Linked DNA regions of Mus musculus: region 2 is linked to region 1. A link is a contact called in ENCODE Hi-C or POLR2A ChIA-PET data. All regions are on one chromosome and are shown on one strand. Each heading gives the region's core, a stretch centred on a gene start or an enhancer-like site at or near the end of the contact. The rest is flanking DNA. Distances are from core to core; before and after follow the strand shown.

Region 1 (5,377 bases), core at 2,349-4,848:
CGAGGCAGGTCAGTGGGTATGGCTTTGCTCTTGATTTTAATCTGTTTTCCTGTCATGAAGGATGGCTCTGGTAGCTAATTAAGATGGAAGGCTATGACCTGGGTTTCTCTTCAGAAGCGAACCTTAAGCTGGCACTGGCAGGGTGACAAGTCAGTCAGCTGGGAAGCTGCCTCCTTCCAGTCTCCTATGTTTACCCACTGACCATGGACTTGCTCAGGAGCCTGGCCACCTCTGTGTCCAGAAAGCTACCAGCAGGCCATGAGAACCATTTTGTCAACCTAGGATTCTATCCAGTGCCGTCTTTGCTTTTGTTTTTACTGAGACCACTTTTGGAAAGGGACCATTGATTAAGAACTCTTACCTTAACGTGCACATTTTGAAACTAAGTATACATTTATTGTGAACTCTTACCTTAACGTGAACATTTTGAAACTAAGTATACATTTATTGTGGCAATAATTAGGATTTGATTTCCTCAGGAATATAAACATTTTAAATACCTATATAATAGATTTAGTAATAGCCAGGTTTGGTGTACATCTGTAATCCCAGCACTCCAGGGCTGAAGCAAGAGGATTTCAAGTTTGAGGACAGTTTAGACTCCGTAGTAAAACCCTGTCTCAAAAAGGAAAATCTTCTGTTATTTTGTTTTAAATATTATTGTTTTGGGGACAGAGTCTCCTATGGCCCAGGCGTCCCTCAAACTCCTTGCCTTCCTGCCTCTACTTCTGTTTTGCTAGATTCCAGCAACCACCCTTGGTCTATGTGGGTGTCAAAGCCAGCTCTTCACACAGCTTAGGCATGCAATCTGAACGAGCCACATCCCTGGCCCCTGTCATTTAAAGGTCTTCTTTCTACATTAGCCAAAGACTAGATTTAAAAGTGCTCCTTTTACGTTTTAAAAGCCAAGTGGCCTCTGTTTTCTTTGTCTCTGGGCTTTCTACTGGAAAGGTAAGTTTTATTTTTCTGGAGCTTACAGCTATCTTAGAGCTGGTATTAATATTGCTAGTATTTGCCAATAAATAATTAATTATACTGCAAGTGACTAAATTTGGAGCATAGGAATGACTCTCTAGAGGGAGTCCTAAAAAGAATGCTGTACTCAGAGGTTCTGGGGGCAGGGAGGCAAGTGAAGAGATTGTCTAAAGGCAACCGAGCAGCATCCATGGCTGATAGAGGTGGCTTTTATCCATCAAGCCAGCAAGACAGTCTATCCAGGGACCTCTGGGTCACTAAGGCCATCTAGGAGCCCCTGTGGGGAAGAGCTACACACACACACACACACACACACACACACACACACACACACAGAGTCAACCAGCCCAATGTCATCCCATAGCCCAGAGGGAACTCTGCTGCTGCACTTCAGTCTCAACCCCTTAGAGATGGCCTTAGGGGCTCTGTTGGAACTCCTGTGCCTCAGGAGGAGGAGCCACTTCCTTCCTATAACAAGAACGGGTGCAGGTGGGTGCCCAGAGCTTGGCTGGCACTGCTCACAGTGAGACTACAGATTTCTCTTCCTGTTTGACAGTCTTTAACTCTGCAAACCCCACATGCCAGCCTTGATCTAGAGATTTTACTATTTCTTCCTGAGCTGCTGGAACCCAAAGGGTGAGGCAGGCAGGCTGTCTCCTGAGGTCTACAATAAGTCAGTTAAGGGTTGTTTTTTTTGTTTGTTTTTTGTTTTTTGTTTTTTGTTTTTTTTTTTTTTTAAAGTTCCGAATTCTTTATTGTGTGTCTGGGAACTAGAAAGGTGATGTAGAGATAGCTGCCTGGTGCCTGGTACATGGGCACAACACTTCCCCAGGCCAGGTCAGGGTTAGCATGGTTTCTTGCCTCTAAGGTATACATCTCTGAGCTGGAATTTGTGCGAGCTTATGGGGGAATGAACTGCTCCCCCTCCTCCCAGCACCAGCTGGAGCCTGGACTACTAGGCTACTCTACCCAGGCACTGCCTTCCTTTACCATCTGGTCTCTACTTGACTGCTAAGCCTTCCTGCACTCCAGAATCAAACGTTTTGCAGGGAGGAGGTGGCAGGGTGAGGACAAGATAAGGGAAGGAAATGGTAGATGAGGTGGCTCTGGCCCTATTCTGTAAGCATGCTCCAGAAATTCTCTGTCCCTTCTATGGTGGAGACTGCCAGGCAGGGTAGTTAAGCAATAGGTCCAAATGTGGCTGGGATGCTCCTTCAATGGCTGGCATGTCGCTTGTCTTGACGTGGTGACCTTCTGGAAGTAGCCATGGTCTGTAGGCCACAGAGCGGGAAGGACAACTTAACAATGGGGTTGAAGATAAAAGCATGAAACAGTGATAGTATGATGCTGAAGACGATAGAGTTTAGCTGGATAACCTGATCTTTTCCTGCGGAGCATTTTCCACGAACCAATCAACACTCTTTTCCTTAGACTATTCCTGGCTATATCTATTCTCATTCATTCTCTCTCTCTCTCTCTCTCTCTCTCTCTCTCTCTCTCTCTCTCTCTCTCTCTCTCTCTCTCTCGATCTGAAACTAGGAAGACAAACTATGGTGTAATAAAGAATGAACTAACCCCACATGGCAGCTACGGAGGGCTCTAGATACAATCCAAGCCACGTGCACCGCTCACTTTTCTTGGATCCCTTCTGCTCTTTGGAGTGAGTCTGCCTCTTTAACTTGCGGGAATGGTGCTTTGAGAGGTTTCTGTGGCTCTCTGGCGTGCACACAGACGCGCAGTGCGTGCGTGTGTGTGCTCCGCACGCAGAGAGGGAAAAAGCGCGCGGTCCGGGCTCTGCGTCACTCCCCGCACCTGGCCAGAGATGGGTTTAGTAGAGGCTAATCCGCGGAGGGCACTTCATCCCGGGTGTTTCTCTGAGTCCCCGATTTTGCTGCCTGGAGTGCCAGCGTCCCATCCTGCTTCGGTTCCTGGTTCCCCCCACCAGCCCCCATCCTGCCATTCGACCCCAATGCAAGAAGGATGAGGCGGGGGAAGGGCTGGTGGCTGGGTGGCCTGCGGGTACGCTGCGCAGTGATCTCCGGGTCCGTTTCGGAGGGTGCGTGCAGAGAAGCAGGATCCCTCAGGGAGCGCGGGCTCCGCTGCCACCTGCTGAGAACCTCGCACGCCAAAACAGCCTCGGGCAGGGCTACCTGCTATAAATAAGCGGTCAAGAGCCCGGTGTGTGACCACACATCCCGCCGGGAGGGCCATAATCACTTGTGAGCACGCAGGGAATATTCCGGGCCAGGACTTCGCGCTGAGGCTGGATGGGGTGGCGATGCTTGCACCTTCCCCGAGCTCTCGTGGGGTGGCGCCTGGTGGCCCCTGGGCGGGCTGAGGATGGACCGCTGGGGAGCGAGGGGAGGGAGGCCGCGGAGGACCCGCACTGCAGCAGCTGTTGCTCGCCTGTGACTCGCCAGTCTGGGCCGAGTCGCCTAGCCAGAGTCGCTTGGTGCGGAGGGGAAGGGAGGGCATCTACTCCTGTTCTTGGCTCCCGGGGGACTCACTAGGGAGATTCCGGCTGCTGTCCCCCTCCCCCGCCTCTGCTTTCCCCAGCGCTCGCCCAGCCCGGGAGGAGGAAACGCGAGCGAGCCGCGCGCAGACACCTCCTCCTCCTCCTCAGCTGCTGTCGCCGCCGCCGGCCACACCGCGGTGCCTGTTGCTGCAAGCCACCTCGGACCGACCGTCTCTTCAACCCGCAAGAGAAGCAGAGACTGTGGAGTGGACCCCCACCCCAGCAGCGTGGGGCGGCAAGAGCACAGCCAGCTGAGGACCATGGACGCCCCGCCCGCCCAGGCCATCTTCTGGGTGCCCGGGAGCACCTGCGCGCCCTAGCTCAGCCCGGAGTTCTGAGCGTGCCACCTCACTGGTAGGTTCCACCTTGGGTCCTTAGGGTGCGGGGCAACCCTCCACTTCCAGCATGCCCCTGAGCTCCCTTGCTGCAGAGAAGGCGCGGTCCCGCCACCCAAGGGCGTTGCTGCCGGGTCTCTTGGGGTGCTCTGGTGGGGGAGGGGGAAGAGGCGGGATTTCAGAGCTACCTTGTTGTCCTCTGCTTGGGGGTGGGGGGGGGGGGGAGAAACCTTGATGCTTTCTGCGCTGCGACGAAGGTGCTCAGGTCCCCTGCTCCTCCTCCTTGCATATCCCGCCCCACTCCCTCCCGCCAAATATCACCGGGGCACAAGTGTTTGTAAGGCATCCAGCTCGGACGAGGCCGGTCAGAGTGACCCCAGGCCGCCTTTTGAAAGTTCAGGGTACTTTGCAGCGGTAACTTTGGCAGCTTCTCGGTGCACGCAACATTTCTTTCTATGGGCACATCCTGTGCTGGTCATTTTGAAACCCGGCTTGATTGTTTCCTAGCAGCTTCCGGGTTGCTACGTGAGTAAGAGGCTCACTCTAACTTCACAGGTTGCTGTTCTCTTCTTTTCTAAAAGATGTGTCGTTCTGTTTGAACCCCACCTAGGTGTGGCGTTCCTGGTTGTGATTTTATTTTAAATGCCTTGTTCTCCGGAAGTTGCTTAAAAAGGAAAAGAAATTGAAAGTGATGAGTGTTTCTCTCAGCAAACATCTTCAGCGCCCTGGTACTGATGATGGCAGGCATTCACCTCCTACGTACAACCCTCCTTCGTCCTCTTAGTGGCTGCAAGCCGTTCTTCTATTTAGAGCCAGGTGTTAGAAGGGAATTTTTGAATGACCTAATTTAAATGGGTCACACCCAGGAAGCTCAGCTGTCTCTACAAGTCTAAACTTCTAAACTTTTTGCGTTGCACCTCCATGGGCAAAGATCCCTTTTAAGACCCCCTCGATGTGAAGTGGGATTCCCATGAGTTGGAGAATGGCCACACTTAGGCTTTATTGTTTGTGGAGCCTGCTCAAGGTGGGAGGGGTGGGATGGGAGAAGGAGAGGGCAGCTGTACCCAAAGGTAGGAATGTATCACTTTTCAGGGTCTCACTACCTTGCCTGAGAGCTCGCTGAGGCTAGCGAGTTCTTTTCTCTTTTCTCAGCATTCACGGTGCCCCCCTTCTGCAGAGTCAGTTCCTCCCTGGGAACCCTGAGGACTTTCTTAAGGAACCAGGAAGAGGCATGAAAAGTACATAAACGGGTGGGTGCTTTGCAAAACTCTTAGCAATGGGAAGCTGAGCCTCTGATGTGCCTGTCTTTAATGTTCGTTCCTATCAAGTTAAAGGGACCAACTCTCTTAAGTTTATCTGTAAGAAACCATTGATGTGCCGTGAGCTCTACTGTGTGGTAGATGCTGCAGTGAGTTAGCTGGTACCCCATAAAAGGCTGCATGTATGAACTAATGACCAAGGGACCAAATGTGGTGCAATGGACAGTCTGAAACCAGCAGAGGACCATTAAAAGGGATGCTTTTGGGGGGGGGTGTGGATTTGTTCAGTCATT
Region 2 (5,689 bases), core at 2,934-5,433, 37 kb after region 1:
CAGACCTACACTACACACTACACAAACTGAGATCTTTCAGAGGTTATGTTTATATACAGATAATGATGCTGCTGAGCCTGGTGATGCAGGCCTGCATCCCTAGCTACAGGGTGCTGAGGTGGGAGGAAGGAAAAGTTCAGGGCAAGCCTAGACTACAGAGTGAGTTCAAAGGCAGCCTGGATAACTGGGTGAGATTCTTGTTTAGAGTAAAAAGTAAGAACAGGGTTGGGGCCTTTGGTCAGTGGCAGAGTGCTTGTCTAATAGACCCCCCCCCCCCCCGTACATTATCAATGCTGGAAGAAAAGTATAAAAGCATTGCTCATCATTAATTTTTTGTCCAATTTATGCCATTCACCCGGTAGTTTCTTGTGTGTTTTATTTCCCGTTCCCTTTAAAATCCCTAACTACAAAAAACGCCAAGCATGTAATCCCCTGATCTTTTCACCCCCTTCATTCCATCCGTTTTTACAAACCTATCCTTTTATGAAGCGAAGGAGCCTTTAACTCTCATTCTTCCGATTATGACTCTGCCTTGTGATGCTAACCCAGCAGGACTGAGGAAGAAAGTCTCAGATGATGAGTTGGATTTAAAGCCTCCTATTTGGAGTCTCTGCTGTATTTTTCTTCTCCCGTGAATTTTGGTTGGTGGAACCGGAATCATCTGGGAAAACCTCGATCTCCTCCGTCACTGTTTCCCCCAGGGGCAGCCTAAGATCGCATGTGTGAGCGCATGTGTGAGCGGTGGCCAGAGTAAACAACCCAGGTCGTTAGTGGAGCCTCTGAAATCCAACTCGCAGGCACTGCTGAAGGATGGCTCCTCAGCGAGCCCCTTTAGGGTTGCCCTTTACAGAAATAGCCTCTGTTCTCCATCCCTCATGGCTTTCCTGGTGCGCTGTACCCCACTAAACTCCAACAAAAGCCACAACTTCATTTACTTCTAATTCACGCAGGAAATTAGGAATCACCACCAACAAAGTCGAATAATTTTTGCTTTTAATATATACACCGGTCGGGAGTTCATTATAAATTAGACTGTTTTTTTTTTTTTCTTTCTCTTGATTCTTGGGGAAACATAGGATATTATCAAGATTTCAGGTAGAAAAGGCATTTAAATTGAAAAGTATAAATTCATTGCCACTTAGAACCCAGTATTACTCCACTTTAGTAATCTAGATATTATTGCAAGAGGGAATTCAGTGTGACATTTAATTTTCCTGGGTTGTGTGATTTGGGAGTAAGAACGACCCTGAGAAGACGTTAAAATCTTCCTCTCGGGCGTGGTTGCGCACGCCTTTAATCCCAGCACTTGGGAGGCAGAGGCAGACGGATTTCTGAGTTCGAGGCCAGCCTGGTCTACAAAGTGAGTTCCAGGACAGCCAGGGCTACACAGAGAAACCCTGTCTCGAAGCCCCCCCACTCCAATCTTCCTCTCAGAAACATGAGGTGCTGGGAATTGCAAAACTGGAGCTACACTCCAGGATCTGATTCTCCGAACAGCTTAGTTTCTTTCTGGTGCCCCCTTCTTCCCTTCCCCCATCTTCACCGTCATTGTCATTGTCCTCATCCTCGTCTTTGTCCTTGTCGTCCTCCTCTTCTTCCTCCTCCTCTTTCTCCTCTCCTTCTGTCCTATTCTTCCTGTTCCTTCTGCTTCTTCTATTCCTCCTCCTCCTCCTCCTCCTCTTCCTCCTCCTTCTCTTTGGGGTCTATGTAGCCTGGAACTTATTAGGTAGCCCAGTCAGGCCTCAAACTTACAGAGATCCATCTGCCTCTGCCTCCCAAGGCTATGATTAAAGCTATGGTTAAAGGTATGTGCCACCATATATGGCTTTCACAGAGCAATTCTTCTTTATTGTTTTAATTTATTTTTTATTTTACATATACCTATGTTTTGCCCACATGTATGTCACTGTACTGTACGTGTGCTGAGCCATCTGTGACCAGAAGAGGGCTACCATGGAAGTGCTGGGAGTCTAACTCAGGTCTGCTGTAAGAGCAACAGGTGCCTTTAACCATTTGGCATCTCTCCAGGCCCCAAAACAATTTTAAATGGCTTCCAGTCTACCACTATATCACCCTGAGTGCACCAATTCCATGTAAATGGTTTTCACATACAATGTAGTTTTAAAATCATTCTAGACATTTCTAGAGTATCATATTATCTTAGATGTGATACCATTTGCTTAAAGTGGGATATGGCACCTGACTTCTAACCTAAGACCAAAAAAAAAAAAAAAAAAAAAAAAAACCAAACAACCCCCCCCACTCATTCCTTTCATTACACACAAATATACACATATTGTGCTTATATATATATATATACACACACACAATACATATATATTTATAAACACACACATATAAATATACATATATACAATCTTCATATTCATATATATATACAGATATTGTGTACATGTTTTCCTATATAAACATACATAAAGAGCAAAATGGTAAAATGTATGTGTGTGTCTGTCTGTGTGTGTGTCTGTGTGTGTGTGTGTGTGTCTGTGTAGACTCTGGAGCTGGACAAACCTAGATTTTTTATTTATTTGTTTGTGTTGGGGGATCTCAGCAGCCATAGTGAGTGTGGAGGTCAGAGGACAGCTTCACCTGAGTCTGTTCTCTCTTCCTACTATGTGGCCTGGGGATCAAGCTTAGGTTCTCAGGCTTGGGGACAAGAGTCTATAGATGCCAAGCCATCTCCCCAGCCCTTGATGTGTGTGTGTGTGTGTGTGTGTGTGTGTGTGTGTGTGTGTGTGTGGATGTGTGTGGTGTGTGTTTGTGTGTGGTGTGTATGTGTGGGGATGTGTGTGTGGAGTGTGTGTGTATTTGTGTGTGTGGAGTATGTGTGTATGTGTTTGTGTGGAGTATGTGTGTGTATGTGTTTGTGTGTGGGGGTGTGTATTTGTGTGTGTGTGTGGAGTGTGTTGTGGGGGTGTGTGGTGTGTGTTTGTGTGTGTGGCATATGTGTATGTGTGTGTTTGTGCTTGTGTGTATGTGGAGTATGGGTGTGTGTGGTGTGTGTTTGTATGTGTGGTGTGTGTGTGTGTTTGTGTGTGCTTGTGTGTATGTGGAGTGTGTGTGTGTATGTGTGTGGTGTGTGTTTGTGTGTGTGGTGTATGTGTGTGTGTGGTGTGTTTATGTAAGACAAGGACTCTTGTAACTCTGGCTATCCTTGACCTTGTTGTATAGTAAGGGTAACTTTGAACTCCATATCTTCCTGTTCCCCCTCCTACCTTCTGGGATTCCAGACCTTGCCACGATGCCTAAAAAACCCACAGATCTTTCTTGCTGTGGCTGTGTTCCTTGGCAGCTAGAAAGACATTTAAAATGTAAGTTTAACCATCAGTAAACTGAGGGCACCACAGATTCCATTAGATAGACTATAAGGACAAAAGAGAAGATCTGTGCTGAGTATTTGGCATCTGCCCTACATCCAGCAAGCTGTGACCATGCCCAGCATGGTGAATGGTGAGCACTCTGAAGACAAGATTGGCATGATCTTGGCATCTGTGTGGATTACACCATGGGAGGCTGCCTTACCATGCTTCACTGGGGTGGCTTGTCTGTGAGGTCTGCCAAGTCTCTGAGAACTGGGTCTAAGCCAAGAGACATGTCATAGTCTTTTGAGGGATTTTCTTTTAACCTGTTTAGTTATTTATTATTTATGTATGTGTGTACTTTCAGAGGCCAGAAAAGGGCATCAGATCCCTACCCTACCCCACCCTGCCCAGCTAGAGTTACTGGCAGTTGTGAGTCACCCAACCTAACATGGGTACTTGGTACTGAACCCTTGACCTCTGGAGGAAGAGTATGTACTCTTAACTGTTGAGCCATCTCTCCAGCTCTTTAGACACAATTTATTATTTGACTTTGAGTTTCTGTGTAGGCTTATTAGTCTTGAAAAACTATGTTTCAACAGACCACACATGACCAGTCCTGATCTTTGACGCAGGGCCAAAAATGTCTCAGAAGCCTGGCAAGTGGGGCACACAGAGCATACTGAAAGCCAGCAAGGCCCCCTGTACTGCATGTGTTCTGTGTAAATGAAGACACTCAGAAGACCAGTTGGTTTTGACCTCTGGATCCAATGGATAGAACCACTGGACAGGCAATGTCGGCTGTGGGTACACCATGCGTTGTGGTTCTGTGTACTGGGGCTGCAGGGCTGGCCTGTGGTTAGATGAGAATCCAGACTGCTGGAATCTAGAAATGTCAGCTGGCTAGGCAGCTGTCTGTCCAGGAGCAAGGTCAGACATACAGGATGAGTCAGGATGGGTTTGGACGACACTAGTGTAGGATGTTCAGAGGCTAGTCCAGGCTGCCTGTCACAGGGATAGGTCAGGACTGAGAACAAGGCTAGCCAGAGCTGTGTCCAAGAACCAGAGTGGAAACTAGAGAGAGAGAGAGAGAGAGAGAGAGAGAAAGCCAAAGGCCACAGCAGGGCGGGGCAGAGAGGGACGGGGGAAGAGGAATGTTTTCTTTGCTTGCTAACTGGTCAGGAAGTCTGTATCAAGAAAAGGGAGACGAGGGCGCAGAAGACGGGTTTCCTTTCTGTAGGACAGAACCTGGCGAGCAGAGGGCAGTCTGACCCAGGGTAACTTGCAGTTTCTGTGGGGAGGAGTTCAGGGTAAGAGGGGGTCACCTGTGCTACTTCCCCAGGGTCCTGTCACATGGACATTTCTCCCTCTCATCCTCATATAGACTCAACTGTGCCGCAGAAATAAATGAACCCCGAAGCTCAGTGGTTAGCACAAGGATCCTCTAGTTGCTGCTCCGGGGCCTGTGTGCTCTGAGTTGACGATAGCCAAGAGTCTTTGTTCTGAGGCCCCAAGCTGCCTCTCTCTTATGTTCTGTTGTGACCTCTGCTATAGTGCAGAAGAAAAGACTGGGAAAGTTCCCTTACTTCACTCTAACCCCACACTGTATTTCTTTTTTTTTTTAATTTAGTTTAATTTTTTATTTTTTGAACATTAGTGTTTTATCTGCACATATGTCTATGTGGAGGTGTTAGGTCCCCTGGAACTAGAGTTACAGACAGTTGTAAACTGCCACATGGGTGCTAGAAATTGAACCCTGGTCTCCTGGAAGAGCAGTCAATGCTCTTAACCCCCGGATCCCTCTCTCCAGCTCCCAACACTGTATTTCTTATCTAGACTTTTTGGGCAAGTTCCTTAACAGTCTCCACATTTCCACCCTTGTCTTCCCCAGGTCTAAGGCAGCCAGCTCCAGGCATGACCATCATTGCCGCAGATCTGGTGATGTGCCCTTCTGCTGCCCTCTCCACTTATGGTCTAGCATAGCTCTGCCCTTCAGAGAACAAGCCATGGAGACTTAGTAAGATTTTCTCGGCCTTCTGAGTCTCATTTTGCCAGTTGCCCTACCTCTCCCAGTTGCTTACATCTCATATCCCCTTATCCTAGGCCCACGTCATCCTCTTTCTCTAGTCTATAACATTCCATGGCCTCTCTTAGTTCTAGAGCATCCCAGATTCCCTTTGTTCCTGTGACCTAGACCGCTCAGTACCCTCCCTGTTTGGCTACCTTTAACTTAACTTGCCATTTCTAAGCTTGCATGCCACTTTCCCAGAAAGCCTCTCTTGCATAAATTTGCAAGGAAAATCATAGGCTTCAGTAGACTGTAATCTTCAAGAGAGGGATTTCCATCTTGCTCCCTGAATGACCCACAC

What was found. Hi-C counts contacts between places; a loop is a spot of excess contacts on that map. ChIA-PET counts read pairs that join two places held with the same protein, here RNA polymerase II (POLR2A).
Region 2: a loop to region 1 is called in a map of heart, with 2.2 times the contacts of the local background. The contact joins the enhancer-like site here to the promoter of Tbc1d1 in region 1. A Hi-C loop is called at or near these places in 5 of 37 maps with a recorded cell type or tissue (gastrocnemius and heart). POLR2A ChIA-PET finds 5 or more read pairs at or near these places in 1 of 5 experiments (Patski).

The regions. Positions count from the first base shown.
Region 1 is chr5:64,156,662-64,162,038 of GRCm38, forward strand. It overlaps Tbc1d1 (TBC1 domain family, member 1), which reads left to right and starts at 3,599. Exons shown (of 22, transcript NM_001310611.1): 1 at 3,599-3,844.
Region 2 is chr5:64,192,813-64,198,501 of GRCm38, forward strand. All of the region lies in intron 2 of Tbc1d1 (TBC1 domain family, member 1), which reads left to right. Among named protein-coding and RNA genes, the nearest start is that of Tbc1d1, 35 kb to the left of the region's middle. Within about 2 kb of position 4,184, at least 1 of the 3 ENCODE cell types and tissues checked has a DNase peak (open chromatin) inside an H3K27ac peak, as active enhancers do; it is heart, where a contact is called at or near this core.